Regions from separate parts of the Homo sapiens genome. Here region 1 is linked to region 2. The links are chromatin loops, found by intact Hi-C in ENCODE. Cell type or tissue: CD14-positive monocyte. All regions are shown on one strand. Each heading gives the region's core, and the rest is flanking DNA. Links, peaks and the distances in the headings are about the cores only.

Evidence for each region. A loop is a pair of places that touch in the nucleus more often than their neighbours do. Peaks named below come from ENCODE experiments on the same cell type or tissue, not always from the same donor. Only the 100,000 strongest peaks of a DNase experiment are listed, where the experiment ranks them.
Region 1: it touches region 2 in a loop (2.4-fold over the local background); 5 of 110 quality-filtered maps call a loop at or near these places.

Annotation. Positions count from the first base shown.
Region 1 is chr11:73,462,793-73,479,247 of GRCh38, reverse strand. FAM168A (family with sequence similarity 168 member A) reads left to right here. Exons shown (of 8, transcript NM_015159.3): 2 at 10,756-10,843. The coding sequence starts at 10,774. Among named protein-coding and RNA genes, the nearest start is that of RELT, 95 kb to the right of the region's middle. In CD14-positive monocyte, for the core only: no CTCF peak of the experiment used is centred there; no DNase peak of the experiment used is centred there.
Region 2 is chr11:73,417,372-73,433,826 of GRCh38, reverse strand. FAM168A (family with sequence similarity 168 member A) reads left to right here. Exons shown (of 8, transcript NM_015159.3): 3 at 3,057-3,137; 4 at 13,828-13,953. Among named protein-coding and RNA genes, the nearest start is that of RELT, 49 kb to the right of the region's middle. RefSeq lists silencers at 4,207-4,407, 4,437-4,637. In CD14-positive monocyte, for the core only: no CTCF peak of the experiment used is centred there; a DNase peak (open chromatin) is centred at 8,566; H3K4me3 peaks cover 1,334 bases; H3K27ac peaks cover 4,383 bases.

The sequences.
Region 1 (16,455 bases), core at 2,846-10,845, 48 kb before region 2:
GCTGAAATGATTGTTCCATGAAATCAAGGTTGTTTCTACCTTTCTCAGTTTAAGACCTCCATTCTCAAGGTCACTTCATGGAAAAGAAGCCTGCTGAGCTATAATCATCATGTCCTAATTCTAGATAGCAGGAATCAGTAAGGGGAGAGGAAAGGGCACCTTCCCCAGGTAACAGAGTTCCCTTTAAGCAGCCTTCTCAGAAGTTCTACAGAGTATTTCGGTTACATCTCATGAGCAAAACTAATCAGATAGCCACACCTAACTATTCCTGGGAAAGTTGGGAAATAGAATCCTTTAACTGAGCATGTTGCCATCTAGTGGCAGTCACAGCACTGCCCACCTGCTCCCCCATCACCCCACTTTAGTTGTTTTTTTCTTTAAATTCTAGCTTTCAGTATAACAACAGTACTATATTGCTGTTAATTCCAAGGCTGTTTCCCTCATATAAATACCCCAGGGACAGAAATTGTGCCTTGTTACCCCTGAATCTGTAACACTTTATGCATGGCCTGGCACAGCAAGTATCAGTTTATATAAAATGAGTGTGCTGAAGTAAATGACTTAATCTCTTTTAGCTTATTAAAAATTTGTAACTATTGAATCAACAATTTGTATTTTTAGTAGCTTTATTGAGGTATAATTTAGATATGATAAATGTACTCATTTTAAGTGTACAGTGTTTTTTTGTGAATTTACAGAATTTTGTAACCACCAAAAATCATTTTAGACTTTTTTTCCACACCAAAGAAATCTCTTGCTTCTATCTGCAGTCAATCGCCATTCCTGCTCTGAGTCCCAGATGATCAAAAATCTACTGTTTGCCTGTACAGATTTGTCTTTTCTGAACATTTCATATAAATGGAATCATGCAATATGTGTTCTTTTGCCCTGGCTTCTTCCACTTAGCATAATATTTTCAAGGTTAATTCATGTTGTGACATGTATCAGTAGTTTGTTCCTTTTTATTGATATTGTCGATATTTAACATTTTAAAATTTATTTTCTCACTGGTTGCTTTGGGGATTAAATATGCATCTTAATTTATTATAACTTATTGCATTTATTTCAGTCTAGTTCAGATGCAAACTAATGTAATTCAGTAAAATGTAGAAATGTTGCTCCAATATGGCAGCATTCCCATACTTCCTTACTTTGGACTCTTGTTTTTATGTAAATGGTATCTTTATATATCATAAGGCCAACAATTCAGTTTTATAGTTGTTTTATGCAATTGTCTTTTAAGCCAGTTAACACGAAAAATATTTATACCTTGTTTTATCTATCTATCTATCTATCTATCTATCTATCTATCTATCTATCTATCTACATATCAGCTTTCCTGGTGCTCTTTATTTTTGTGTGTGGACTTGAATTACTGTCTAGTATCACTTCCTTTCAGTCATAAATATTTAGTATTTCTTTAGTATTTTTTGAAAGGCAGGTTGCTAGCAATGAATTGTCTCAATTATTTATCTGGGAATGTGTTTATTTTGACTTCAGTTTCAAAGGATAGTTTTGCTGGATTTAGAATTCTTGGTTGACAGGTTTTTTGTTTGTTTTTTCAGCACATTGAATATACCAACCTCCTGTCTTCTGGCCTCCGGTCAGCTGTTAATCTTATTGTTATTCCCTTTTATCAGATAAGTTGTTTTCTCTTGCCACTTTTGAAATTTTCTCTTTGACTTTTAGAAGTTTTACTATATTGTGTCCGGTTATGGATCTTTTTGTGTTTATCCAACTTGAAGTTGATTGTATTTCTTGGATGTGTAGTTTAATATGTGTTGTTGTTGTTGTCTTAATCAAATTTGGGAAGTTTTTGGACATTATATCTTCTTTTTTTTTCAATTTGTGGTATAATTTCTTTTTCTTCCCCCTTGACTTTTATTTTAGGTTTAGGGGTAACATATGCAGATTTGTTACGTGGGTAAATTGCGTGTCACTGGGATTTGGTGTACAAATGATTTCATCACCCAGGTAGCGAGCATAGTACCTGACTTTTTTTTGACTTTCACCCTCCTTCAACCCTCCCTGCCCAAGTAAGTCCTAGTGTCTATTGTTCTCATCATTGTGTCTATGTGTACTCAATGTTTATCTCCCACTTATAAGTGAGAATCTGTGGTATTTAGTTTTGTGTTCCTGGGTTAATTTGCTTAGGATAATGACCTCCAGCTGCATCCATGTTGCTGCAGAGAACATGATTTTGTTTTTTGTTTTATTTTTTTAATGGCATAGTATTCCCATTTTTCCCACCTAATTTTCTTTCTCTCCTCTTTCTGGGACTCTCATGCTTGTATTTTGGTTTGCTTGCTAGTTTCTCACAGTTTATTTTTCTTCATTGTTTTCTTTTTGTTTTTCAGATTGTATAACTTCTATTGCTCTGTCTTCAAGTTCAGTGATTCTTTCTTCTGCCAGCTCACGTTTGCTTCTGAGCCTCTCTTGAATGATTCATTTCAGAATACGATTTCCATTTGACTCTTTCAATTTTTATATTTTTTATTGATATTCTCTATTTGATAAGTTATTATCATACTTTAATTCTTTAAGTGTGGTTTTCTTTAGTTTTTTTTTAACATTTGTAATAGCTGCTTTGAAATATTTATCTGCTGATTCCAATATCTAGACTCCTGCAAGAACAAAATTTATTGTTACCTGTTTTTCCCCCACAAATGGGACATACTTTATTGTTTCTTTGCGTGTTTCATGATTTTGTCAGTATTGCTGAAAACTACATATTTTAGATAATATATTGTAGCAATTCTTGATTCGGATTCCACCCACCCACCCCACCCCCACCCCACCATCAGGAGGTTGTTGTTGCTGGGATTTTTTGTTTAGTGACTTGCTTAGACTCTTCTGTAGAGTCTGTCTCCTTTGCAGTGTGATTTCTGATGTCTCTGGCCATATTTTTTTAATTACTATTTTAATTTTTAAACTTGGCTTCCTAAAGGTCACCCCTGGGTTGGCATAGATTAGTGGCCATCCAATGTTTGATCAGGAGTTCTGATTAAACGCAGGCCAGGAAGGCTTCCACCCTTTACCAGTGGATCTGTATGTGGTTTGGGGAATGCATTCAAAATTCAGGCAATTTACAGTTATGCTCTAACTTTTAGTTTTGTTATGTCCAAGGCCTTAAATTCACCCAGGATCAGCAGATACAGAAGACCTTCTTTACAGACCACTAGGGATCCTATGAAAGTTTATCAAGACCCACTATGGTTGTTGTGTTCCCCAGACCTCCCTTTAAAATTTCTGGCTTATCTGCAGGTCTGTTGCCTGCACCAACTAGTATGACCTCAGAGTAGCTGCATTAGTGGCCTTCCTGGATTATTTGCTGTTGTTCCCCAAATTGCCTCACTATTGTTTTTGACAATGACTCTGGGCATTGGATTTTCTATGCTCAGTTTCAAATTAAATCAGCCCACTCTGGTTGCAGTAGTCCTTTTAGCCTGGTCTAGCCTGCCCTAGTAGCAGGCCCCCTACAGAGCTTGGGATTGGGATAAGGGCAGCCCCAGGGTAAAATGCCATGGATTTTCACTGTTCTTAATGTGGTTCAGAAGTTTTTCTTGAATAGACATTTCATACTTTGGCCCAAAATGGTTTTTTTTTTAACATTTCATCTCATTTTATTTTTGCTTTTGGGGGAAAGGGTTTGGTAAGCACTTTGTTCCAGAAGTTCCACCTCCTTCTATTACTTTTGGCATTTTAATTTTTATTTAACTTTTAAACTTTCCTAGGTAGACCATATCCTCTTTTGGGCAAACACAATCTTTTTCCTTTCCCAACAGTATCTATCCCAGAAGGCATTAAACCTTTAAGCTTTAGTTTCTTGGTCTGTCAAATGAAATTAATAATCTTTGCATTGCTTACTTCAAAGGACCAAGTGAGATAATGGTTAAAATCTCATTGTAAAGTCTAAAGCACTGTGTAAGTGGTAAAATTATTTGAAAAATTTACCATTTTTACCATTTTTCAAATGGTAAATTTTTCAAAGAATTTTACCATTTTAGTTTGCAAAGTGTAGTAGTTTGCAAACTAAAACACTAAGTTTAAACACTGCAACCTGTTGTGTAAATATTACTTTAATCTCTGGGCTTTTTTGCTTGTCATTTAATGGTCATATATTTCGTTATTTTGAAAGAAATAGTTGAGATGTTTTGAGGGTAGCAGGAAGCCATTTGTAGAACAGTGGGTAGGAATCTAGAAGTGAAAAATCAGCTTCACCAGGAGGAATCTTTAGCACCTCTCTTTTCTCTCTCACATGTCATGCAACTGCTGGGCCTTACCATTGCCTATTTTGCCCAAGATGAGCTCCTAGTAGAGGCTTCTCTGGGCATTGGAAGTAGCTGCTGGAGAGATAGGGAGCCAAGAAGTTGACTGGGATATGCCAAGAAATGCCAAACATCTTGAAGCTTTTTTCACAGTTTTATTTTGGAGAAGCATGAAAGATGGCTCATTGTTTGTTCAACTAATATGTATTTGGTGCCTGTTTTGTGCCAGGTAATATTCTGTGCACTGGGGATACAAGATAAACAGAATCTCATTCTCATGGACCTTACTCTAATGGGGGAAAGAATAAACAAGAAAATATGTCAGACAGTAATAGGTGTTACAGTGGTTTGGATGTTTGTCCTCTATAAAACTTATGTTGAAAATTAATTGCCCATGTAATAGTATTGGGAGGTGGGACCTTTAAGAGGCAATTAGGTTCTGGGGGCCCTGTCCTCAGGGGTGGGCTTAATGTCTGTTTAACAGGCTTTTGAGGAGCCAGCTTTCAGGGAGCTACTTGGGAGACTAGGGCAGGAGGATCACTTGAGCCCAGCAGTTTGAAGCTGTAGTGTGCCGTAACTGTGCCTGTGAATAGACATTGCAGTCCAGCCTGAACAACACAGTAAGACCCCATATCTTTAAAAAAAAAAAATCATTTTTTTAAAAGGCTTTCAGGAATAGATTCTCTCTCTTGCCCTTCCATGGGATGATATAGCAAGAAGGCCCTTGCCAGATGCCGTCCCCTTGATCTTGGACTTCCCATGCTCCAGAACTGTGAGAAATAAATTTCTGTTCATTATTAATTACCTAGTCTCAGCTATTCTGTTATAGCATCACAAAACAGACTAAAATAGATATCAATAAGAAGAGTAAGCCGGGCACGGTGGTCCATGTCTGTAATCTCAGCACTTTGGGAGGTCGAGGTGGGTGGATCACTTGAGGTCAGGAGTTTGAGACCAGCCTGGCCAACATGGTGAAACCCCATCTCTACTAAAAATACAAAAATTAGTTGGGTGTGGTGGTGGGTGCCAGTAATCCCAGCTACTTGGGAAGCTGAGGCAGATTGCTTGAACCTGGGAGGCAGAGGTTGCAGTGAGCCGAGATTGCGCCACTGCACTCCAGCCTGGGCAACAGAGCGAGACTCCATCTCAAAAAAAAAAAAAGTAAGAAAGGATGAGAGAACAGAGAATAACAGCATGTGGAGGACCTATTTTAGATAAGTTGGTTAAGGAAGGCATTTCTGATAAGGTGACATTTGAACAGAGACCTGAATTAAGTGAGGAGCTGTGCCATTTGGATATCTGGGGAAAAGGGCATTCTAGGTGTGGGGAAAAAGCAAGTGCAAAGACCCAGAGGCACAAGCATGCATGGTGTCTTCAGGGAACAACAAGGAAGTCATTGTGATTGAAGTGAAGAAAACAAAAAGATAGTGGTAGAAGTTGCAACCAGAGAGGTAGGCACATCAGGCCATATCATATAGTTATAACTGCCCATGGTGCCCAGCAGTGACCCAGCAGGTGCCAGGTACTGTGGTAGATATGAACTGCCTCCCTGTTGTGATCTGTTAGGGTCCAAGCAGAGCACTTAGGCTCTTGAGTTGAACAAGGGTTTGAGGCCTACTGTTCCAGAGGCGAACCTAGTACTGGGGTAGCTGACTAGAGAGCCTGGAAGCCTCATCTAGTACAGTGAAAGTAACTTGGACATTGAAATCAAACAGACCTGGCTTTGAAATTGGCTTTTCCTTACTTCTTAGTTATGAGATCTTGGGCTAGTCACTTCATTTTTTTGGACTTAAGTTTACTTATCTGTAATATAATAAAAATAATACTTAGTTTGCAAGTATTATAAGACTGACAGGGACTTAGTAAGTCCTTAGCACAGTACCTGTCACATGGTAGGTGTTCAGTAAATGGTAGCTGCTGGTAGTAGGGGTAGTATTTATTATTTTTTTTCCTTTTTTTTTAACCTCCACAGAACCACCAAAGAGGTAATGTTTGTGGTAGTCCTAATGGCTAACCTTCTATGGGGTGTTGATTGTATATCAAACATTGTTCTGAGCAAAATTCTTAGGCATCTCCAATCTAAGTCCAAATCCAGATTTCTGTTCTTCACCCAAAACCTACTCCTCTCATAGTTCTCACCAGTAAATGGCATTTTTATTATTCCAGTTTCTCAAGCCTTGGCATCATTCTTGATGTCTTTCTTCCTCTCATACCTTATATTAAATCCATTAGCAATTCCTATCAGCTTGATCTTCAAAATATATAAAAAACATGACTAGTTTCCACCACCACCATCACTGCTACTACCACCATCATCTTTCATCTGAACTGTTTCTAAAACCTCCCGATTGCCCTACTACTCTTCTTGCTTTCCTGCTGTCTGATCTCAGCACAACAATCTACCTCTTCTTAAAATGAAGACAAATAATTTCACTCTTCTTTGTAAAACAGTCCAGTGGCTTCCCATCTTATTTAGAATAAAAACAAAGTTTGTATAGTGGCCTATGAGGCCCTGCATGATTTGGCCTTCATTACCTGTCTGATCTTACTTGCTATTCTTCCCCTTCATTTACTCCACTTCAGCTAAACTGGCCTCTAAGCTCTTTCTCAAAAATGCTTCTACTTTGGGGGCATTTGTATTTGCTGTTTCCTCTACTTGGACAGTTTCTTCTCAGAGATCTCCATGGCTTGCTCCTTCAACTTATTCAGGTGTTTGCTCAGATGTCACTCAATGACACTTTTTCGAATCATCTTATTTAAAATTGCAACAACCTGCCCTTAGCACTCCCTAAGCAGCCTGAGTGGATTTCTTTACAGGAGCGGTCCCCAACCTTTTTGGCACCAGGGACCAGGGGTATGTGTGGAGATGGGGCGGGGAGAGGGGGGCATTAGATTTTCACAAGGAGCACACAACCTAGATTCCTTCGTATGTGCAGTTCACAATAGGGTTCACACTCCTATGAAAATTTAACGCCTCCTCGGATCTGACAGGAGGTGAGCTCAGGTGGTAATGCTTGCTTGCCTGCTGCTCACCTCCTGCTATGCTGCCTGGTTCCTAGCAGGCCATGGAATGGACTGGTGCTGGTCCATGGCCCCAGGCTTGGGAACCCCTGCTTTACAGTTTTTATTGCCATCTGATATATCTTTCACTTGAAAAAAAATCTCTCTTTCTTCCCCCTCCCAACTAGCATGTAAGCAGAAATTTTTGTTGTTCTTGTTCTCTGCTGTATCTCAATTCCTCTAGACAGCCTATGTGAGAGAAATGGCATTTGGGAAAGAAAGGCTAAGGCATGGTCCTCAAACTGGGCAACAAAATCTCCTTAGGAACATAAATACACAGATTTCTGAGCCCCATCCCAGATAGAGCATCAAGGATCTTGTATACTCTGTGAAAGAGTTTGGATTTTATTCATAAGGCTTTTGAAGAAGGCTGGTGGTATTAACTACAAATGTATGACAACTTTTTGGGGTAATGAAAATATTTTATATCTTGATTGTGGTGATGTTTGTACAACTGAATACGTTTTTCAGGGGCTCATAGAACTATATACCTAAAAGAGGTAAAATTTTACTATATGGAAATTATACTTTAATGAACCTGTCATTAAAAAATTTTTTTTTACAAATTATGTTTTTTGTTTTTTTCCCATTTTGAGGTTAGAGGAAACAGAGACTCAGAAGTTAAAGGACTACCCTGTGATCCCATCATGGTATGTGGCAGATCCAGGATTTGAACCTAAATCTGCCTGATTGTAGAGTTTATGATCTTCCTACTCATTTTTAGCCTGTCCCTGAAACTATTTACAGTATAGATTTTGTTATAAAAGGCCAACCTTCCTTTAGAAGCTGGGAATCCCATCTACCCTTGAGCAGCTCCCTAGAAGTGGCTGTCATATTCTAAAGTTTGAAACCCTGGCAGATCTCATTTCTGTCAGTCATTAATTGAGATTGGAATTGATGGAGTGCTATCATGGAGTGCTACCCCAGGCATGATCTACCCCAGGCATGATCTCCTCCTGTGGCAGTGGCCCTCATTTTGGAGCAGCAGGAGACCAGTTTCAAAGCTGATGAGTTTCTTTGATTATAAAAAGCAATTTTGTACTTTGTCCAATCAGCAACACAGAGTGTCTTCTCAGTAGGAGAGTGCTCAGATGTTTACAGGTAAGTTGTACTGCTTAGCACTTGTCTTAGTCCTTTTTGTGCTGCTATAGCAGAATACCACAGACTGGGTAATTTATAATGAATGGAAATGTATTGGCTTATAGTTTTGGAGGCTGGGAAGTCCAATATCAGAGTACAAGCATCTGTCAAGGGCCTTCTTGCTGTGTCATCCCATGGTGGAAGAGAGAGGGGCAAAAGAGGGTGACAGAGAGCAAGAGGGGGCCAAACGCATCCTTTTGTGAGGAACCCACGCCCACCATGATAAAACCCACTCCTGTAATAATGGCATTAACTCATTCATCAGGGCAGATCCCTCATGGCCTAATCACCTTTTAACAGTCCCACATCTTAATTACTGTTAAAATGGTTATTAAGCTTCCAGCACGTGCTTTCTGGGGGGAAACATTCAAACCACTGCAGCACTTTATCAGTCTTTCTCATCCTGATGTACCACGCAGAGAACTGGTTGGGTAGAAGAGAGACCCAAAGCTGGAAGGAGTACAAGTAGTCTCTGTGTTGTTGTTGTCACATGAGCAACATTGCCACATCATCATTGTTTACATTTGCATGTCACTTGACAGTTTGCAACTTATTTTAACATCTATGATCGGCCAGGCGCGGTGGCTCACGACTGTAATCCCAGCACTTTGGGAGGCTGAGGTGGGTGGATCACGAGGTCAGGAGTTCGAGACCATCCTGGCTAACACGGTGAAACCCCTGTCTACTAAAAATACAAAAAATTAGCCAGGCATGGTGGCACGTGCCTGTAGTCCCAGCTACTCGGGAGGCTGAGGCTGGAGAATCGCTTGAACCCAGGAGGCAGAGGTTGCAGTGAGCCAAGATCACCCCACTGCTCTCCAGGCTAGGCAACAGAGTGAGACTCCGTCTCAAAAAAAACAAAAACAAAAACAAAAAATCTATGATCTCTTTTCATTATTAATGTCTCAATACTCTGCGAGGAGAGTGCTTTTATTTAGAGAGAGAGTGTATGTTACTTGGGTATATTTTTAGATAACTCTGGCTGTGAGAATATTTTTTTCCCTTAAGTTTAACTGAAATATATATATAACTCCTTTAACTTTCATCTTCAAGTTGTTCTAGTTTCAGTTTGTTGGCTGATGGTAATTTTATCTAGCTCGTTGCCCTGGGGTAGTTTGCCAGGGCTACACATTACGTATGTTTTAGGACATTCTGTCCTCTGAAATTGGCCAATGGCATTTTCCGTTTTGCTTATCTGATGGTCCCAGCTTCCTCTCCTTGTTAGCCCACCTTTTCTCCACATCTCATTTTTGAACCCTAGACAGACTAATCACAGAGCAGTTGTCATCATGCCAGCTGTTCACTGCCTGCCTTCAACATTTGACTTGTTTCCTATTTTGAAGTGATACAAGAGAAGTTAATGACCTAAAAAATTGCTCATCTATCTTGTGAACCTAGTTAGGAAGGAATTGTTTGATTTTTATGATGTGTAAATAATATATTTGGAGACACATTTTCAAATGTGTCAGGCTATATAGTAAGGAAAGGCTCCCTAAACAAGGTGGGACAAATTGGCTGGCTAATAGAGCTTAATGACAGATTTTCCATTAATCAGAATGGAGAATGTGCTTCATTAAGATAATTAACAGAGCACTTGTGCAGGTGATACTTATTGCACACAAATTTCCAAGTTTATTTCTTTCCCTTGAATAAATTTGGAGAGAAATCCTAGCCATATTTCCTTGTTTGCATTAAAATTATCAGTGGCAACAAATTCCCTTTTCTGTTTTTAAAGCTGCTGGTAACTGGTATCTTGTCCTCTGCAGGTGTAAGGGGCGGATGAGACACTGCTTTTCCTTCCAGCAGTCTGTTTGCTCGTCACCAGACACCAAGCTCCTCTAGTGAACCGTAGAAAGCTTATCCTTTTCCAACTCTTAGACTAACAACATTGGAATTAGAAAGGACCTCAGAGATCTTAAACTAATTCATTTTATATCAGGACATTGAAGTCCAGACAGGGGAAGTGACATGGCCAATGCCACATAGTACTCTAGTGCCAGAGCTGTCTGTGGGATAGTGGGACTAACACTGAGCTGAGAGCCAAAATGCCTAGGTTGACATTAGGCAAGTTATATTACTTCCTTGCTCCTTACTATCTTCATCTGTCAAATGGGGAAAGTATTTAACATAGGGCCAACTACAAGCAAATTGGCTTTTTTGTTTAGTCTTCTTTCCACTACACCCTGATGCTTTCCTTTCAGGGAAAACTGAAGATTATGGAGGAGAAGCTGATGTCAGGAAGAATGAACAATCAATATCAGTGCTGTTTTCTTTGTTTTCTCTGTAGGATCCTCAGTCTTCCACAATGAACCCTGTTTACAGCCCCGTGCAGCCTGGGGCTCCTTATGGCAACCCTAAGAACATGGCCTACACGGGTGAGTAGTGTGAGAATGGCTCTCATTTTGAGAAATGGTGGTTAAGGATATTACCAAATAACTTGCTCCTCCTCCTAACGTATACCTCCAAAAGTCTTGGGAAAGTTTGGGAACATGCAGAAGATATGTCTGAGGTCCAGCGGAAAGATCTCAGAGAACCTGTTGTGTGGTTGTTTCCCAACTTTGTTCTACAATAATACCAGGAGAGTGTTTTAGAGAGTCTGCAAACATTTGATTTGATTATTTTAAAATATTGAGAACTATTTTTATAAAACATGAATACGTGTTAGATGATCAGTGTGTTAAGCTTCTAAGAATGCCTGTTAATTTTTTTAAAAAATGCTACCATTTATATCTGCTTATGTTTTTAAATCAGGATTTTCTCAATGCTATGCAACCAAATTAACATTCAGAAATATATTGGAGTTTCAGCCTGATATAACTGTAACTGTTATCACTAACTTTCTATTTCCCATGTTTGTGTTTATCACAACAGTTTCATTGTCCTTATTACTTAAATTAACAGTAAATATTTTCTGTTTGAATTTGTATTTGTATATTTATTCTAACAAAATTAATTTCCAGTAACCAGGACTCATGGGGCAGTACCCTATACCCTACTAGCTCATGGAGCTTGTTGCTTTTCCCCTTTCCAGTTCAGAGTGTTCCAGCAACTTAAGTTCCTCTGCCAGAGGGAACTGAACTGCTTTGGCAGACGGAGCCCAAGGGAACCCTGTGGGGCTTTGGTTTCCTATTTGCTTTGATCCTGGCTGCCTTCGTTCTTACTAAGTTGCTAAACTAGAGAAGGAAGAGAACAGTTGCATTTATCTATTGATTTGCATCAAGATTTAAACATTGTAAATCTGGAAGGGGAATTGACTTTGTCAAATTTTCCAAATTTCCAAAATTGGAAAGGGAACAGACTTTATCTCTGCTTGGCACATAGTAGGACTCGGTAATGTGTTTTGACTGACTGGACAACAACCAGGTTCAAATCCCAGCTCTGTCAGAGAATAGCTGAGTGACTTTGGACAACTTGCCCTAACCTCCCCAGACTTAATTTCTGTGATGAACTGGGATAATATTATCTATTTCATACTAGATAATTCTGGGAATGGGACAAAATATTATCCATTTCATAGGACAGTTGTGAGAATCAAACAAGATAATTTGTACTCCTCTAGAGGAAAGGAGGATCTTTTTTTGTCTCTATTAATCACCAAGGAATATTATGAGCCTGGAACTGTTTTAAGTTAATTCCCTGCTGTAGATTCTAGGACCACACAGATAGTATAAACTCCACATAAGTAGTATAAATTCAGACTTCATACAGGCCAAAGTTTCAAATTTGTAGGGAGACTTTTATTTTTTAACCCAACCTTGGCTGTTGAATCTCTGTACTTTTGGATTTTTTTTTTCTTTTTTTAACTGACACTATGACTCCTCCAAGGTCCCAACTTTATGTAGGGGAATTTGAGTTGCAGCTCTTGGCTGTTCCAGGGCCCACAGCCTATCTCCTACCCCTGGTGGCTGTAAAAAGCAAGCCCTTTGAGTGCCTAGACTAAAAAATCTCCCCAAAGCATCCCAATATCAGCTTACTACATAGACTTCCTGATTTTTAGTTTCCTCTTCATTTTTTGAGTAATAGGGATTTCTTTTTCTTTCTTAAAATCTCAACTCTACGTAATACAATGTTTGTTATACTTCATAACCAGCTTTTCTAGGTATTATGCAGTAGGCAGATTTTCAGGTTATTTTTCTTCTGTATTACTGGAGATGGAAGATCTAAGTAAAGATAATTTATAAACAAATGCCAAATATATTGCATTACAGTAAGCATTTATATGGTTATGTTAAAATTATTATCATTTGGTAAGAACATACTAGGTACTATATATTAATTATAATTTCATTAATCATAAATGCTATAGTTTTTATAGATAAAAAAACTATGGTAGTTTAATTCAGGTCATGTGACTTGACTAATGTATATAGCTTCTAAGGGATGAGAAAATATTTGAACTCAGTTCTTTGTGGTTTCAAAGTATATGTGCTTTCTGTTACAGTAAGCTAATCTGTCTTAAAATATGTGCTGCTTTCTCTCTTCCCCATGATAAACTAAAGATGAGGATTGTCTTTTCCATTTCTAGGGCTAGGAAAGCTTCCCTTTGAGGAGCTAGAATCCTGTTCCTGGCCAGCATTTTGGGGTAGCCTCAGGAGGGCAAAAGTACAGGGGGTCAAGTCCATTGTACTGTCATCTGCTTCAGAGGAAATGGGATGGTGGCTGCAGGGAACAGAGGAGTTGGAAACACTCCTGGTTTGAAATTCTCTTGAAGTCTGAAGATGGGAAATAAAATATAGTTTTGTGGTGCAGTATTCCAGTAAGCAGCTGTCTTCTAGCCAATTGACAGTGTTCTTTCTCTCTCTCTCTCTCTCTCTCCCTTTTAAAGCCCCTTTACCGAGTACTTACTGTGTGACAAAACCTGAGCTCAGTATTTTACAGAAAATACCTATTTTTACACTTGCAGCAATCTATAATGTGGTTATAACTAGTTCCTTATATATTTTGGCAGAGTGAATTTAGAGAATGTAATATGCCATATACTTTCAAATGTTTAAGCATAGACTATATACTATGAACTGAATGTTTGTGTCCCTCCAAAATCTGTATGTTGAAACCCTTAATCCCCAATGGGATGGTAATTGGAGATTGAACCGTTGTAGGTTTAGATGAGGTCATGAGGATTGAACCTTCATGATGGAATTAGTTCCCTTAGAAGAAGAGACACCAGAGCTCTTTCTGCTGTGTAACAACACAGCATGACCATGCTGGCACCCTAATCTTGGACTTCTACCCTCCAGAGCTATGAGAAATAAATGTCTGTTGTTTAAGCCACCCAGTCTGGTATTTTGTTATGACAGCTCAAGCTGACTAGGACAGATAATGAGTGCAGTGAACACTTGAATACCCTTTACCTAGATTCACCATGACAGTGGGCTGTTTATAGACCAGGGCATTTCTTTTTCCAAAAGCTTCATAAAGGTTTTTCTGTTAGAATTTTGGAGTGTAGTCAAGACCTCAACATTCTTCTCATCTTTTCTTTTCTAAAATGTTCTGATTGTGTCAGTGTCCAAGCATCACCCAGGGGTCTATCTAGTATGTGTTCTGGAGTGTGTCAGATCTCTGCTGAAATCTGGTCTCTGTCACTAATTAGCTATGGAACTTTGGTTGAGTAATCTTTCTGCATCTCAGTTTCCTTGACTGTAAAATGGAATAATGACCTATACAGATGGTTGGTTTGTAGTCGGTGAAAATGTTTATAAAGCTTCTCGTGTCGTGCCTGGCTCATAGTGGACACTCAATTAATGGTTGTTGTAATGCATAGCAATGAGTATACACCTACAGGGAAAAGAGCATGGGACATACAGTTAGTGACTTAGATTACAGACCCTATTCTGCCACTTAAGAGCTATATGACATCAGATAAGTTATCAAGCTTTCTGGGCCTCAATCTATCATTTGTTTTAAAAAAAAAAAATGATAAAACAGGGTTAGGAATGCCTTCCTCACACGACAGCTGAGAGTAATAAATGTAACAGGGCTAGCCACTGACTTGTGATGAAGTTTCCAAAACACAATTAGAAAATAATTCTAAAACGGGAGAACAGATGAAGCCCTTAAATGAATCCATCATTTTATAGGTGAAAAGATGGAGTATAAGAAGTGTTTTGAAGAAAGTGTTGGGGTTGAGTCTGGAACCCATGTCTCCCCATCTGGGTCTGTGTATTCATTGTCTCTCTACCACAGAATAACAAGTGTTCTCCCTTCTCTTCATTCCGTTGTGGCCACTTCACATTCCTCTGCTAGCCCACTCCAGTTCAAGAGCTCTTTCTGACTCCTCCTGTGTTGACCTTTAATGAATATCCTGGCTTCAGCCAGTAGAAAACATAGGTCTAAATGCTACAAATACAGTAACAAAAGATACAACTCTCAAGGTTAGAAGGCTAGGAAATTAATCTGTTCAAAGACTACCATCTTTTTTTTTTTTTTTAAACCAGTGTTTGTTTTCCCCCCCACCCCCAGATTGCTGTTTTTGCTTAAAACTTTGTAAGGATCACCTGTTGGAGGTTTTGATTAACTGACATTTGTACTTTGTTTATTCTTTGCAAAGAACTTTTGTGGGATTTTTCCCTTCGTATGTGTTTTTTTTTTTTTTAATAACAATTCTGGAAGATAGTTTTTATTTTCCAGATGAAATTAAGCTTCTCTAAGGTCACACTGTATAGCAGAGGCCAAACTAACCCCAGTTACAAAGTAGGTGCTTTTAGGGCTCTAGCATACATGGCTATGTCTTGGACGGTACAGTGATTAGGATCTCAGATGAGCCTGGAAAATGGATTTTAATTTCTGAAACTGTTCTCACAACTCCCCCTTTGATGTTCAAACTGATCTCCTCTCCTCAGGAGAGAACTCCAAGGTCACTTAATTACTTTTTCACCTATGGTTGAAGAAGAGCATCTAAAGAGAATTCTTATTAACTGTTCTCATGAATATAATCTCCTTGTGGACCCTTTTTAGCCTTTATCCTAATTTGACTCTTCTATATCATTTGACACCTGACCCCTTTCTTGAAGCAAGCTTTCATTGCCTCCATAATTTTCATTGACCATAATTGTTTATTTTTGTTTGTTTTCCCTTTCTTCTTCTCCAGCTGTTCCTGAATTTGTCTCCTTTCAGAATTTTCTTCCCCTGCTCATCCATTAAAAGTTGATGTTTCACAAGGGCTCCGTTTCTCCCTTAGCCTCAGCTGCTGTCTATAGGCTGATGATTCATAAACTCTAGGGCTGTGGCAAACCATTCTTCTGAGCTTCAGACTAGTTTATCCAGCCGTCTCCTGAACATCTCCTCCATGAATGTCTCATGCTTTGCTCAGACTTATTATGTCTAAAACTGAGCTCATTATCTTATCATTCCCCTGTAACCCATTTTTTATCATTTTGTGATTAATACCACTATCTGCCTATTCCTAAAATCAGAAAACATCATCCTTGATACTCTTGCCTCTTTTGCCTTCTAAAGCCAGTTATTAAGTCCTGCCTTTTTAAAAAAGATTGCAGTAAAACACATGTACTATCTTGGCTGGGCGCGGTGGCTCACACCTATAATGACAGCACTTTGGGGGACTGATGCAGGTGGATCACTTGACCAAGAGTTCCAGACCAGCCTGGGCAACAAAGCAAAACCCCGTCTCTACTAAAAATACAAAAAATAACCAGATGTGGTGGCGCACACCTGTAATCCCAGCTACTTTGGAGGCTGAGGCATGAGAATCGCTGGAACCTGGGAGGTGGAGGTTGCAGTGAGCCAAGATCATGCCACCGCACTCCAGCCTGGGCAACAGAGTGAGACTGTCTCTCAAAAAATAAATAAATAATTTTTTTAAAATTTGCTATCTTAACCTCTTCTCTTCTCTTTTCTCTTCTCTTCTCCTCTCCTCTCTTCTCTTCTCTTCTCCTCTCCTCTCTTCTCTTCTCTTTTCTTCTGACTTGGAGTCTCTCTCTATAGCCCAGAGATTGCAGTGGTGCGATCTTGGCTCACTGCAACCTCCGCC
Region 2 (16,455 bases), core at 5,336-13,335:
ACCTAGAGATTTGACTTCTAGAATTCATTCCTAAAGAAATAATCAGTCAGAGATTTACTTAGGTTATTTTAGTTTGTTAGCTATTATAAAAATGAAATTTTCAAACAACTAAAACAGGCAATGGTTAAATGATGTATCTACATACGGAATATCATAAAGATATTAAAATAAGCCTTTTGAAGAATATGTAATTACATGAGGAATTGTTTATAATGTTAAAGTGAAAAAGTAGAATATATAACTATGTATACCCCTACCTCATATCATATATAAAAATTAACTCAAAATGGATCAGTGATCTCAATATAAGCCAAAACCATAAAACTGTTAGAAGAAAACGTAAGGGTCAATCTTCATGACCTTGGATTTGGCAGTGGATTCTTAGATAGGACACTCAAAGGCATAATCAAGAAAAGAAAAAAATAGGTAAATTGGACTTAAAATTGATTTTTTTTTTTTGCATCAAAGGCTTTATAAAGAAAGTAAAAAGACAATCCACAGAATGGGAGAAAATATTTGTAAGTAATACATCTGATAATGGTTTAATATTCAGAATATATAAAGAACTTCTGCAGTGTAACAGCAAAAAGACAAACCACCCAATGAAAAAATGGGAAAATGCCCTGTAATCCCAGCACTTTAGGAGGCCGAGGCAGGAAAATCACTTGAGGCCAGGAGTTTGAGACCAGTGTGGGCAACATAATGAGACCCCCGTCTCTACAAAAAAAAAAAAAAAAAAAAAAAAAAAAAGGCGGGGCGTGGTGGCACGCACCTGTAGGCCTAGCTATTCAGGAAGCTGAAGCAGGAGGATTGCTTGAGCCCATGAGTTGGAAGCTACAGTGAGCTATGATCCTGCCATTATACTCCATCCTGGGTAATAGAACAAGACCCTGTCTCTTAAAAAATAAACAAATAATTGTTTTATTTTATTTTTATTATTATTTTTAGATGGAGTCTCACTCTGTCACCAGGCTGGAGTGCAGTGGCGTCATCTCGGCTCACTGCAGCCCCAGCCTCCCAAGTAGCTGGGAGTACAGGCACACGCTACCACACTCAGCTAATTTTTGTTATTTTTTTAGTAGAGACGGGGTTTCACCTTGTTTGTCAGGCTGGTCTCGATCTCTTGACTTTGTGATCTGCCAGTCTCAGCCTCCCAAAGTGCTGGGATTACAGGCATGAGCCACCGCGCCCGGCCAAATAATTGTATTTTTAAATGGGAAAATGATTTGGATAGACATTTCTCCAGAGAGGATATACAGATAGCCAATAAGTACATGAAAAATGCTCAATATCGTTAGTCGTTAGGGAAATGCAATTCAAAACCACACTAAGATCCCACTTCACACTTACTATAGGATGGCTATAATAATAATAATAATAATAATAAAACAAGGGTTGTTGAGGATGTAGAGAAATTTGAACTCTCATGCATTGCTGGAGGGAATGTAAAATAGTACAGACATTGTGAAAAACAGTTTGGTGGTTCCTTAAAAAGCTAAACATAGAATTACCATATGACCCAACAATTCTACTACTTGGTATTTATCCCAAAGATTTGAAAACAGGTACTCAAACAGATACTTACATGTCATTGTTTATTGTACCATTATTCACAATAGCCAAAAGGTAGAAACAACCTGGGCGTCCCTCAACAGATGAACGGATAAAGAAAGTCTGGCATATACACAGTGGAATATTATTCAGCCATAAAGAAGAAGGAAGTTTTGGTACATGTTACAACATGGATGAACCTTAAACACATTATGCTAAGTGAAAGAAGCCAGACACAAAAGGACAAATGGTGTATGATTCCACTTACATAAAATAATTACATAAAATAGGCAAATTCAGAGAGACAGAAAGTAGATTAGAGGTTACCAGGCTGAGTATTGGGGGATGTATTGTTAATGGTTACAGAGTTTCTGTTTGGGATGATGAAAATGTCTTGGAAACAAATAGTGATGATAGTTGCATAACATTGTAAATGTCATTAATGTTACTGAATTATATATTTAAAAATGGTTAAATTGCACATTTTATATTACACGTATTTTACCATGATAAAAAAAATTTCAAAAAATCCCCCAAACTGAATATAGTATACTGTAGTGAGCTGGAGCTGGTTTGTGTAAACTCTTGAGAGCTGATTGTGGGCACTTCTTCCGAACTACTCATTCAGTGATGTTGATAGCATCAAATTGGTCATAGTGGAAGCATTTATGCCATGGCAGTTGGCAAATGTTGCAAAGTAGCTCTCATTTCCAACCCCTTCGAGCCCGTTGTTAAATATTTACCAGCACACCACTGAATATATGTATATAAAAATGTGTAGAAAGCCATCTGGAAAGATAGATGCCAAACTGTTAATGGTGTTACTTCTGGGGAGGAGAGTAGTGCGGCAGGAATGTGAAAGTAAACTTGAACATAAAAAGTGTAAACTTCAATGTTGCTTCCATTTTTTTTGGCGGGGGGGTGTGGGGGGCAGCGGATGGAGTCTTGCTCTGTCGCCCAGGCTAGAGTGCAGCGGCATGATCTCAGCTCACTGCAACCTCTGCCTCCCGAGTTCAAGTGACTTTCCTGCCTCAGTCCCCATAGCAGCTGGGACCACAGGCGCCCACCACCACGCCTGGCTAATTTTTGTATTTTTAGTAGAGACGGGGTTTCACCATCTTGGCCAGGCTGGTCTTGAACTTCTGACCTCGTGATCCACCCGCCTCAGCCTCCCAAAGTGCTGGGATTACAGGCATGAGCCACCGTGCCTGGCCACTTACTTTTTTTTTTCTTTTTAATAGTGAGCATATAGAATATTTCTTGTATTGCTTTTAAAAAATAGACCAAAAAGTCTGCATATATTGGGATTTTGGTATTGGTAACTTTTCTCTTGAGAGGCTGAAAGCTGGTCACATATACTATCTGGAATAGCCCATGGAGAGACTGAACGCCAAACCTAGGACTTGGATTCTATTTCCTCAAAAATCTGGGTGTTTTTTTGTTTTGTTTTGTTTTGTTTTGTTTTTTTTGCCTAACTAAATAAGCCTTTTCTTATCTCTCTGTAGGTTACCCCACAGCCTATCCAGCAGCTGCCCCTGCCTACAATCCCAGCCTGTACCCCACCAATAGTCCCAGTTATGCTCCAGGTAAGGAGGAAATGGGACAGCAGTGGCGAATGGAGTGGGAAGGGGGACTCTATTTGGGAAAAGCAAAACCACTTGCTGGCCTTTTCCTGTTCTTAATTGCTCCGGGCGCAGCCTCTCCAGGCTGGATTTTCCTGGGAGTCCCTTCTGGGAACTGGGACAATCAGCCTCAGGGTAGGGGCGGGAATAGAATCTCCTCCACTCTGTCTGGGACTTAAGGTTGGCTCATCTGTCCTATGCTGGAATGTCTGAGACCTGCATCCTCCTCATAGAACCTTTTCTGCTCTCCCAAGCAATGTCCAAATTCATTCTTTGCTCAGTTTTCCCTGAGGCTGCCATTGGGACACACACACACCTTGGGACACACACACACCCACACACCCCTTGGGACACACACACACACACACACACACACCTTGGGACACACACACACACACACACACACATGCTCTTGCCACCAGAGGGCAAAGAGATGGTTTTCAAGCTGAGATAAGCTACTTGTTTTTCAAAAATAATAAAGGCCCAACACTCGGATTGAGGTTGAAATGGGTTTGAAAATGTTGAAAAGGTTTATTCCATTTTGGGCTTGGATCATTGCAGTGGTCTTAGTTCTGATCTTAACACTCATGCTCAGCTGGTGCTCTAATACTCAAGAGCAGGAGAAAGAGTATGGGCTCTGTGGTTAGAAAGTCCTGGGTTTGAATCCTGATTACCCAACTCACTAGTTGTAAGGCCTTGGGCAAGTCACCTCACCTCTCTAAGATTCAAATGTGACTACCTGCCTCAGGGTTGTGGATGGTTTTATGTAAGTTCCATTTACTCAATAAGTATTGAATGTCTTCCATACTGGAATAGAAAAATTAAATGATGCCATCTTTGCCTGCCTGAAGTAGCTCCCATTTGGGAGCCTGGCATATAAACTCACTGCAGTACTAATGTGCTAAGTATTGTAAAAAGGAATACATGGAAGGAGGAGGGAACAACGGTCTGCCTGGGGGTGAAAGTGTAGGGGAAGCTTCAGAGAGTGGAGAACAACAGAGATTTGAAGAAGTAGAAGCTGTTCTTTAAGCACACAAAGGAATAGTGGGCATTCCAGGCAGAGTAGAGCATGGGCAGAGGCTTAGAGATGTGAGAACATGACACTGTGAGGAACGTAGAAGTAGGGGAGTGGCTAAACTGTGAGCAGCTAGATGAATCTGAACTATAGATATACAAGGGCTGACTTGGAGAGGCCTTGAATGTCTTGATAATACCCGCCCATTTTCTTGTTTAGCACTTATCATTATAGAATTAGAAAGCTTCAAAAGACCTTAGAGATCGTCCAGTTCAACCTTTTCTCTTGAAAAAGGAGAATCAAAAAGCAGTGTTTTGTCCCAAGTTACCCAGTGAGTCAGCAGCCACATATGGACTAGAATCTTTGGCAGATCTCCTGACTCTCGTCCTATGCTTTTCTCTGCCAATCTAGTATTTATTCTACTGTCATTCTCTTTCTTGGGGCTTACTTAAAGGAGAAAAGAATACAGGTTGTCTGAAGACCTAGATTTGAGTCCTCACTGTGTCATTTCCTAGATTCGCAACCTTAGAGTCACCTGACCTATCAGAACCTCATTTCCCCCATCTCTAAGTAGGAATCATGTCATAATTATACACACACACCAAGAAGTTATCAGACAGCCCCTGTTTTTTGGACAAACAAGAGCTATTTTATGTAAATAGGCTATGGTATCCCCTAAGGTGCTTACATAGATGTGTCATTTCACAGACATTTTGACCCACTCTGTTATGCCCAAGATACTTTGGAAGACCCTGTAGATGATTCAAACTTGAGGAAGCTGTAGTCATTGCCTTTGGAAAGCTTATGAAGGGAGCAGTGACACATGGGCTAAAGTTCTATAATGGTATCTCAGCACTGGTTTCATATTTACCTTTAGTCAATATGACATATAATATTTTCCCTAAGATCTATGATAGAAGGCAAAAACAATAAAAGCTACAGAAATTCTCTCTGATAATCAAATTTGGTAAGTTCTATCTTAACTACAATGGCTTTGAGGATCATGTGTATCATGATATATAAATGACTTAAATTTAAGTGCTATGAGATCTGTGAATTGACTTTGTAAACTGTCTAGAAACAAAATGAGTTGTTGCAAAAGGTCAAGTAAGATCAAGAGTGAAGAAGATTCATTGTCTTTCTAGTCAGGAGGCCATCAGTGGCCTCATTGGAAGCATTGTCAGTGAAGTGGTGAGGCTAGAAACCAGAGTGCAGTGAATCAGGAGTGAAGAAGTAGATTTAGCATATATAGCCTATTCTTACTAGAAGCTTAGCTACCAGGAAAGGAAAAACAAAAGGACACTGACTAGAAGTGAATGTAGGGTTGAAGGAAGGTTTTCTCAGGTATGAGTGTGGGGTACTGATAGGAAGGTGCAAGTGGAGAGGACAAGTCAGAGATACAGGAGAGGTGGTGCCAATCAGAGCCGGGCCTCCACAGAGGCTGCTGTAGGGGTGGGAAATCTGGAGCTCAGTTCTCTTCTTTGGTTTGGGAAGTTGAGTAGCAGGTGGAGACAGGGTGCCTCACGCAGGAGGGCAACTAAAGGAAAGACTAAAGGAAAGGTCACAGATAGATGTGCTTAGAATAAATTGCCCAGTGGAAAGTGGAGAATTCTCATCTAATGACCTTGATTTGCTGAGACAGAGGGGAGTAGAGATCAAGGAGGGTTCTTAACCAGGGAGGTCAGGATGTGAGAGCCTCACAGGAAGGAGTAGGACTGGAAACTACCAAAAGATAACAGAGCAGGGTCACATTGGGGGGCCCATCTGAATGGTGGAGGCTGTGAATTTGTCCAGGCTCTCATCCCCAGCACTGGGCTATTTTCTCATAATGTTCAGCACCTCTGGTGATAGACTGTGGGATTGTTTCGGATCAGTTTGCCAATAAGTGGAAAGACATGGAATAAATAGCTACTATTTATTGAATGTTTTCTATGTGTCAGGAACTATTTGAAGTTCTTTATCTATATTAGCTTGTTGCATATTGCAATAAACTTTTGAGGTTGGTACTCTTATTATCCCCATTTCCGAAATGGGAAAACTAAAGCTTAGAGAAGTTACATAATTAGCCCAAAGATCCAAGCCCCAGCACCCTGCCACTGTGCTGCATGAGCTCTTAACTGCTACATTGTGGTTGCATCAGTGGGCCAGAGAGAAATTAAGGCGTTAGACTGGCTAAAGAGGGAAAGGAGTGCAGATAGGAGGAGGCTGAAACTGTAGGGGAAAAAAAGAGATTGAGATTGAGTACATCCTGGCATGTTATTCAGCTTTAATTTTAAAACAAGCAAAAAGTAAGCCCTCATCTAACTTGATTTTCCCCAATTTTGTTTTTAAAAGTCAACATATTTCCAGGCTGGGCGCAGTGGCTCACACCTGTAATCTCAGCACTTTGGGAGGCCGAGGCGGGTGGATCACGAGGTCAGGAGATAGAGACCATCCTGGCTAACACCGTGAAACGCTGTCTCTACTAAAAATACAAAAAATTAGCCAGGCGTGGTGGCACGTGCCCATAATCCCAGCTACTCGGGAGGCTGAGGCAGGAGAATTGCTTGAACCCGGGAGGCGGAGGTTGCAGTGAGCCAAGATTGCGCCACTGCACTCCATCCTGGGCCGACAGAGTGAGACTCCATCTCAAAAAAAATAAATAAATAAAACATATTTCCAAACAAAAAATAAGCCCTCATCTAACTTGATTGTCCCCAATTTTGTTTTTAAAAGTCAACATATTTCTACTAAAGTCACCCAGACTATTTTCTCAAAAACACACAAAATCCATAAGAGAGGGTAGCGTTAGAGTATTGTATTTAAAGGCCCCAAACTCGGAGTTGAAAGACCTAGATTGTAGCACTAACTTTGCTTCTGATTTTGGTGCAACCTTGGGAAGATCCCTTTCCCTTTGAGTTACTTACACACACACACACACACACACACACACACAGCATATTTTGGAATCCTACACACACACACACATACACACACACACAGCATATTTTGGAATGCTGGCCTCTGGATTCACAGTGCAGATTTCCTGACTGGGGGACTTCCTACCATGGAGAAGCTGGCTCAAGGTCAGAAAGGACAGTGTAGGTTACTCTCACCTTCCTGCCAGAGCTAGCCATTTGTGATGCACAGAGGTGCCTTCAGAAGGAACCAGGCTCTTAGGTTTAAATTTCTTTCAGCTGCTTTAAGGAGACCCAGAAGTTGCTTGAGAGAGAGCTATTTTTAGCAGCTCTGAATACCCTGAGATGTCATCTGTCCAGGATGCAGGGAAACATTTCACTCTTTTCATTGGTTCTGAAAGCAATGTGGGTATTTGGAGCTTTTTCCCAAGCTCTTAATGATTTCAGGGATCTTATTTAAGAACTCTTTGGCCCCACAAGAGGTAGGAGCCAATCAAGACTTGGCTTTCAGAATCGAGGGACCTATTAATGGTAATCTGGCTTGAAAATAAATGAAGGGACGGATAAACAGGTTAACTAATACAGATAAAAATAAAATAACCTCCTCATGAGAATCTTTTGACAAAACATTTTCCCCTATTGTCTCATTTGATTTCACTGCATCCCTATAAAGTACAAATACATTATTCCCATTTTACATACAACAAACTTGGAGAAGGGTAGGGAAAAGGAATTTGTGCTTTCTGAACAGCTGCCCTGTTCCAAGCCCTGCACAAGTCATGTTACAAACATTCATTTTTACCTTAGTCTTGTGAGTTGGGGCTTCTTGCCTCCAACTTTGTTCAAACAGGTTAAATAAGTTGCCCAAAGTTATACAGCTAAAAACCAGTAGATTTGGGAGGGCAAGGCGGGGGGATCCCTTGAGGCCAAAGGTCAAGACCAGCCTGGGCAACATGGTAAGACCCTGTCTCTACAAAAAATTAAATTTTAAAAAACAGGCAGGCTTGGTGGCATGCACCTGTAGTCTCAGTTACTTAGGAGGCTGAGACAGAAGGATCACTTGAGCCCAGGAGCCGGAGGCTGCATTGAGCTATCATTGCACCACTGCATTCCAGCCTGGGCAACAAAGTGAGACACTGTCTCCAAAAAAGGCAGTATAGCTGGGATTCAAACCCAACTTGTCTGACCCTACAACCTGTGCTCCTTCTATAGCACCACAGTGACCCAGAGGCTTCAGGGATGGAGTGCCTCTGCACTGGTCCTATCTCTTAGAGGTTTTACAGACAGCTCTTTAGAGGCCAAAGATGGTGATATTGTCTCTGAACCTTCACTTCCTCTAACACATCTGCCATATGTGAAATCCCTCTGCAGTTCCTGGGAGAACTGAAATGTATTCTTATAACAGACAAGCAAAAAGCAGGAACTTGGGCTTGTTCACATCCGGCAGCTCTGGGTCAGCTGTCTGGAAGACACTATGGCATCCAGGGAGGGGCTCTCTGCATTGAATGGACTTTCCCAGATGACATGTCTGTCACCCTCTCTAGGGTAAAGGTGTTTTACATCTTTATTTACTGCTTTTGTGAAGCTGGGGGGAAACTGCTATTGCAAAACAAAGTCTGTTTATGTAACTGCAATGTATACAACTTTGCACAAATTCTTAGTGGTAATTTCAACTAACATTTCTATCCAACAGAGTTTCAGTTCCTGCATTCAGCTTATGGTAGGAAAGCTATTTTTCCTCATCTGTATTACAGCCTATGAATGTGTTCTCTCGTAACAATGGTAGATCCCCTCTCCTCTCCTCCCCAAATCCCATCCCCTAGGCTTGGGCTCCCCCCAGGTGGCTCAGCAGCAGTTCCTAAAGCATGCAGGAACGTGTCTGATGGTGCAAAAATCATGGGTTGGAGACACACATGAACCGTCCCTAGGGCAGCAGCAAAGGATCATGGCACTAAAAGGCGTCTCTCAACCTAACCTGGCTGCCGAATTCAAACAAACAAATGAATAAAAATTCCAGGGCCTGTATGCAGCTCCTCAGTTGGCTTTGTGGTAGCCTCTGTGAAGGAGTACCTGGATTATGCCTATTAGAACCCAAAAAACTAGTCTGCCCCAGGATCAGATTTTCCATCTCCATCGGCAGTCTGACATGTTTGAAGACCTGGTTGACTTTAGATACAATATGTTCCCTTAGCCCAGAACTTGAGCTCTGGGCTCATTTTCCTAGAAGATGGTGAGAGGTGGGGGGGGCAGCGTGCTGATAAATGAGGGACCAGAACTGGGTTCTCTGGACAGTGTGGACTCCAGGCCCAAGGCACCACGGGAACTTCTGGGCACCTGTGAGGGTCCCAACAGTATAACTTGACTAGGTCCTTTTTGTCATAGACAGGAAGGGACCATGGGAGGGACTTGCAACTTTCACCACCCTCACCTGGGCTGCTCAGGAAAATGTTTTTGTAAAATTTCTGCACCCTTTCTCAACTTTTAACCTTGAATTATTTGGATGCTGGAAATTGAATTTGTGTGTCGCGCATCTGTCAGGAGATGAGCTGTGAAATTTCTCCTTGCCACTGCTGTGGGCTGTGTGATCTTGGGCAATTTACTACTGTCTCCAGGCCATAGATAAATTGTTTAATTTCACATGATCTCTGAGGTCCCTTTAAATGCTAATACACTGTCCTCTTATAATTTTATTACTTCAATTTTGTTAGTTGCAGACCTGTTTCTCATGTAGTCATTTTTTGTTTGCCTCAGGATATATGAACCTGGACAGAAGGGTGCATAAAAAGTTAGAGAAGCTTTCATTCTTCCCCTTCCAGTTATAGCATCTGAAATAGATCTGCATAAAGAATACGGATGCAGTTCTTCACTTTATAAAATTCTGTGCCAGGCTCTAAGCTGGCCCTTTGAAAATACGAAGACTAGTAAGACAAGGGGCTTGTTCTCAAGGAGCTCACAGTTTAGTGGAGAGAAGACATGCCATCAAGTACAGGTGCTTCCAAGAATCATAGGGATTGGGATAGTCAGTTTATAGGTATGCATGAGAGAGCTGTGGTTAAGGGGTGGGGAGAAGGAAAGGCTTCGTAGTAGGTGTGAGTCTTCAGCTCATGATTGATGGATTAATTAATATTACCAGATGGAGTTTGGGGAGATACATGCCAGAAGAGGTAGCAGTGTGGACAAAAACATGGAGATGTGAAGCTCCTTGGCATATTCTGGGAATGATAAGCAGTTTCTGTGGCTGTAGTATGGGCTGGAGATTGAGAACAATGAGAGAGTCTAGAGAGGTCATTGGGACAAGATGATCATGGTGGGGCATTGAATGCTACACAGGAGTTCAAACTTTAGCTTAGAGTCAGTGGAGAACTATGGAATGTTTTCAAGAAAGGGGGTTTTATGATTAGGTTTAGGTCTTAGGTATATCGCTCTGAGTGCAGCTTGAAAATTGGGGGCAGCAGATTTAACATGAGGAAGCAGTTGCAGTAGTGTAGTTCAGATGAGAGACGATGAGAGCTTCAATTAGAGCTGTAGCCTACAACTTTGGAGATGGAAGAGGGGACAGAAACCAGAACTAGAAACTATAAGACTGGGTGACACTTTATTTTTGACCCTCACATCAGTACTATGAAGCAATCAAGGAGTGATGATTATTGCCATTTTATGAGACAACAAAACTGAAGTTTAGAAAGGTTAAGTAACTTGCCCAAGGTCCCATAGCTAATAAGTGGCAGAGCCCAGGCTACAACTCAGATTTCCTGACTCAGTACATTGTTCAGGATGATGGTCCCTTGCTGCCTCGTCTCCTTGTAAGTGTGCTAAACAGATTGTTCAACTGTCAGAGGGCGTGAGGGCCCCGTATCCAGGGAAGTGAACAACCCAGCACCTGGATGTGGGCAGCATGCTGTGACTGGGCCCATGGCCCTTCACTGCCAAGGGTTCTTTCTCTCTCTCTCTCTCGTTTAATTGAGGGATAACATATAGACGGCAAAGTATATAAAGTACACTTAAGTGTACAGCTTAATAATGTCTTTACATATGTATATGCCTATATTTAACTACCACTTAGTTCAAAATACAAAACATCTCTAGGAAGTGGTACTTTTCAAGCACCCAAAGGCAGGCATGCCATTCAGAGCAGCCTCCTCTGTGACCATGCCTCTAAAAGCTTCAGTTGGGATTGTCTTCATCCCACAACTGAGCTCTGAATCGCTCCCACCAATAGAATGGGTGACTTTAGAATCGTTATATGGAGGAGCTGGATCACATGGTACAACTAACTAATGGGGAGGTCAAGTTGACAGCTAATATTTGTTTTTTTGATGTGTTTTCACATTTATCTAGTTATGTAAATTATAAGGATTCAAATATACAGAGGCGTACGGAAAACACTAATTCATTTTCTTTGTAAAGAAACCAGAAGAAAATAAAGAAAAATATTTTTATTCAGAAAAATATACAGTATAGTTCATGTCATCAGTTGGAAAAGACATAGTAACCAAAGGCACAGTCGCACTTGCTTCTTTCCTGGTTAACCTGGAACATTATTTTACTATGTATCATGCTGTCTTGTTCACTCCCTGGTTGGCGTGTGGCTGTGTTGCATCCCCAGCTAGACCATAAGTACCTTGTGTGCGGTGACTGTGACCCACGTGTGTTCCCTTCCACCGTGGCGCTCCCCTCAGTGCTGAGTGCAGTGTAGACCTCAGTCACTCTTTGGATAAAAGAATGATTTACTCTTTTGTAAAGAATAAGTTAGTTTAATTTACTAACTTTAATGGTCACACAGTCCTTCAGGCTAATGTCAGACTTTTGGCTTATGATGAAAATTATGGTAAAGTATATACCACTTGGAGGAAAAAATTTGAATGGAAGAGAACCTCCAAATTCTCTAAATTCCTACAGCCAAATTCAGGCCTCCTGCCCCCTAATGGCATTCCTGCGGGGTCTTGAGGGCATGGGTTTGCTTTATCTGACTTTTCAGAGCTACATGTTTTACTTTTTAGAGAGTTGTTTTGGGTGGCCACTGCTTTCCAGCCACATGTGTGGCAGAGTCTAAATTTGGAGACATGTTGATAAGATTTGTTAACACTAATTGGATTCTTTATCCCTTTCCTGTTTCCCACCCCCCCAAAGAAAAGAAACGCAAAATGATTGTTTAAAACAGACTCTCCTCCTCCTGCATTGTCTGCAGAGCCATGTCTTCATGTCCAGGAAAGGCCCTGGGCTCTACATGGAGTACTGCTGGGTCTCCATTTCTCTTATCAGAATTCTCCTTTTAGTGTGACTTTCCTGCCCATGATTTCCTTCTCATTTCTCAGCATCTGCTGTATATATTGCTGGCCATTAATGCAAATGCAGAGTCAGCCTACAATAGCCATAATTCTAGCCTTGGTTCAACAAAAACAGCACAGTCCCTGACCTTCTCTGGCCCCAGTACTTCTGGGATCGAAGGAACCAGAGGCATTACCTGTTACCTGAATGGGCAGAGGGGGTTACGGGATCTCTCTAGAGGTAGAATGTCCTTGTCCTGGTGGAATTAGAGAGTGTATAGGCATACTTTATTCTCATAACACCCTGTCTTAGCCTCTTATTTAAATGTTTTAAGTATTGCCAATGCAGCCCCACCTTCTGCTAATATACTATATAGCACCCCATATCCATGACCCCCCCCCCAAGACTTTATTTGAGTGGAAAATATGTTGCTAAAATTCTTCGTTTTACCATAAACAGTAATTTGAGTCAAGAATGTTTCCTCTCTAGTGTTTGAAATTATAATAAGGAAAATGTCTAAAAAGTTAGGCAAGTCCCACTTCAGAACTCTGTTTCTCTTCTCCTTCCCTCAGGACACCATGAAGGTAAGTTTTTTGAGTCACTCCCCATTTCTAAAACATATGAAGTATCATCCTTCAGATGTCTCGAGCTGAGCTTTGAGTCAGCCTGGGAAGTCTTTGCAGATCTTAAACTGGGCCTCATCTATATTTCCTACCTACCCCAAATTTCATATGTGCTTTCTTAATGGCCCAAAGGACCACCTCTAATTCATGAGGAAATATCCCAGGTGGGGCACCCAGTAACACCTCAGTAGGAGATATTCAGGGGTATGCAAGAAGTATGTCTGTCTGGCCTCAGCTGGGTGTACAGGAGAAGGAGTTATTAGCAAGGAGTGCCCCACTGGCTAACTAGGTTCGGTGTGGCACAGTGCCCAGTGCCTTTTAAGCTACCATGGCCACAGCTCAGTCCCTTCAGAAGAGATGGTAGTCCAGCAAGGTTCATGTAATGTGGTCATTATTTGTGGGCCTGTCTTTGAAAGCAGCTTATAAATATACCTCCAGATGATATTTCAGACAACAAAGAGTGCTCAGTTGATCTGGTGACACACAAAGGCTCCCAAGTTGTTACACATTAATGAGAAAGTGGCTGAGGAATATACCAGAGCCCTAGGCCACAGTGTCAGGTAGTAGGAGATGGTTATTCATGGGCATCTTTGTGGTTTTAGTAGTAGGTAGAAAGTCCTGACTCTTTTAGTGTAAGTTCAGATTTCCTTGATTTCAAATCATTTGGAAACATACTTCAGCACTCCTCCTAACCCACTCAACCATCTCAGAAAGGCTGACCATCCCATGTGTCTGAACAGGCCCCTTGGGTTGTATGTTTCTGTCCAGCACAAGACCCTTGCTTTGTGTCTGTGATTGGTGGTGGCCACTTCTTATTTCTGTCTAATGCCATTCTTGTGTCTTCCCTTAAGCAACTCTGCTGATGAAACAGGCCTGGCCACAGAACTCGTCTTCCTGTGGCACTGAAGGCACCTTCCACCTCCCAGTGGACACCGGGACCGAGAACCGAACTTACCAAGCATCCTCTGCGGCTTTCAGTAAATACAGCCTGTCTCATTTCCTTGTTCCCCTTGGTTGGGACTGATTTGTTTCTTAGGAAGAAAGGAAAGGGAGCTTTTTAAAATGACATTTATGAGATAAATAATGTTTTAAGAGGTTCTTTTACCCAGGCAAAAAATTACCCCTCCTTATTCAGGAAAGGTCATTCTCTTTGATCATGCACTCAGCTTTGGGGAAACACAAAGCACTGAGGGAAGGAGAAGGAAATACTCACCTGGCCAACAAGTTGATTGGGGAAGGACTGTTACTGCATTTTAGGGGGAAAGGACAGAGGGCACATTTTGAAGGTCTGTGGGTCTTTGGACAGAGAGGGCTCCCCCCTCTAGCACAGGGCTTCTTAATCTCAGCACTATTGACATCTAGGCCAAATAATTCTTTGTTGTGGGGGCGCTGTCCTGTGCATTATAGGATGTTTAACAGCATCCCTGGCCTCTACCCTACATGCCAGTAGGAAAGCCTCATTGTGACAACCAAAAATGTTTCTAAACATTGCTAAGTGTCCCTTATGGGGCAAAATTGCCCTCTGTATGAGAAACACTGCCCTAGTGCAAGCTGCACTGTGGGACCAAGGTGTGTATGAGGAGTCTTCAGGGAGGCCAGAAACCAGCTAGCCAGTCAGACTGGTCATATTCATCCTGAGGCTCAGTAGGGTAACTGATGTTGTCACCGTCACATCTAATTTTTAACACAAAGTGGTTCCACTGGGGAAATGAGGACCAATGTTTAGAAATTACTGAGTGGCAGCCGGGCGCGGTGGCTCATGCCTGTAATCCCAGCACTTTGGGAGGCCAAGGTGGGCGGATCACGAGGTCAGGAGATTGAGACCATCCTGGCTAACACGGTGAAACCCTGTCTCCACTAAAAATACAAAAAAAATTAGCCGGGCATGGTGGTGGGCGCCTGTAGTCCCAGCTACTCAGGAGGCTGAGGCAGGAGAATGGCATGAACCCGGGAGGCGGAGCTTGCAGTGAGCCAAGATCACGCCACTGCACTCCAGCCTGGGCGACAGAACAAGACTCCGTCTCAAAAAAAAAAAAAAAAATGAAATTACTGAGTGGCATTTTGACTCCATATAAGGAAGAACTTTGTGTCTTGTTGGAGCTGTTCAATAGAGGAATGACTGACTTTGGATGTGGTGAGAACTTCTCTCTTAAGTTGTGAGGGCTGGATAAGCCCTCAAAGGGATATTCCAGGCAAGGCCTGATAGTGTGTGGTTCCACAAATTATTAATCTACTAAGTAAGTAGACTAGAAGAATTCATTGTATTTTTTTCTTTTCTTTAAAACATCTGTGTTAGTCTGTTCTTGTGTTGTTATAAAGAAATACCTGAGGCTGGGTAATTCATAAAGAAAAGAGGTTTAATTGGCTTACGGTTCTGCAGGCTGCACAAGCATGGTACCAACCCCTGCTTAGCTTCTGGTGAGGGCCTCAGGAAGCTTACAGTCATGGCGGAAGGCAAAAGAGGAAGCCAGCATATCACATGGTGAGAGAGGGAGCAAGGGGCTGGGAAGGTGCCACACTCTAAATAATCAGAGCTCACTCATCAGCAAGGGGATGGTGCTAAGCCATCATGAGGGATCTACCTCTGTGATCCAGTACCTCCCAGCAGGCCCCATTTCCAACACTGGAGGTTACATTTCAGCATGACATTTGGAGGAAACAAACATCTAAACCATATCAACATCCAATGTCATTTTCTCAAGTTTTCATTGCCCCTAGATGTCAACATCAGTTTATGTTTATACAACGTAACTCACCTTTTGTAAAATATAGTCTCATAATCACCCTTTCATTTAATCTACATTACACTCAGTCTACTAAGTTATTTAGGTGGATTTTCATCCCAGTTTGAACGATGAGGCCTAGAAAGGTAATAGGTCCAACGCCACCCAGCTAGTAAGCAGCACAGCCGGAAAAAGGTATCACCCAGGTTAAGATTCAGTTACTGACTTTTCTCATGAGATTGATTTTACTCTTTAAGAGAGGTATGTCAGGCCAGGCGCGGTGGCTCACACCTGTAATCCCAGCACTTTGGGAGGCCGAGGTGGGCGGATCACAAGGTCAGAAGATCGAGACCATCCTGGCCAACATGGTGAAACCCCATCTCTACTAAAAATACAAAAAATTAGCCAGGCATGGTGGCGGGTGCCTGTAGTCCCAGCTACTCGGGAGGCTGAGGCAGGAGAATGGTGTGAACCCAGAAGACGGAGCTGGCAGTGAGCCGAGATTGCGCCATTGCACTACAGCCTGGGCAACAGAGTGAGACTCCGTCTCAAAAAAAAAAAAAAAAAAGAGAGAGAGGTATGTCAGCCATAAGGAGTTTCTCCAGATACCTCAGGTAGAATGAATGAACATACGTAAGATTATATATATATAAAAATAGGGATATACATGTTCTCTCTTACATCTAAACATCTGGATATAGACGCATATAGGCACACCTACTGTAGTGTAGCAGAAAGCAGCCTGGAGTGGAAGCT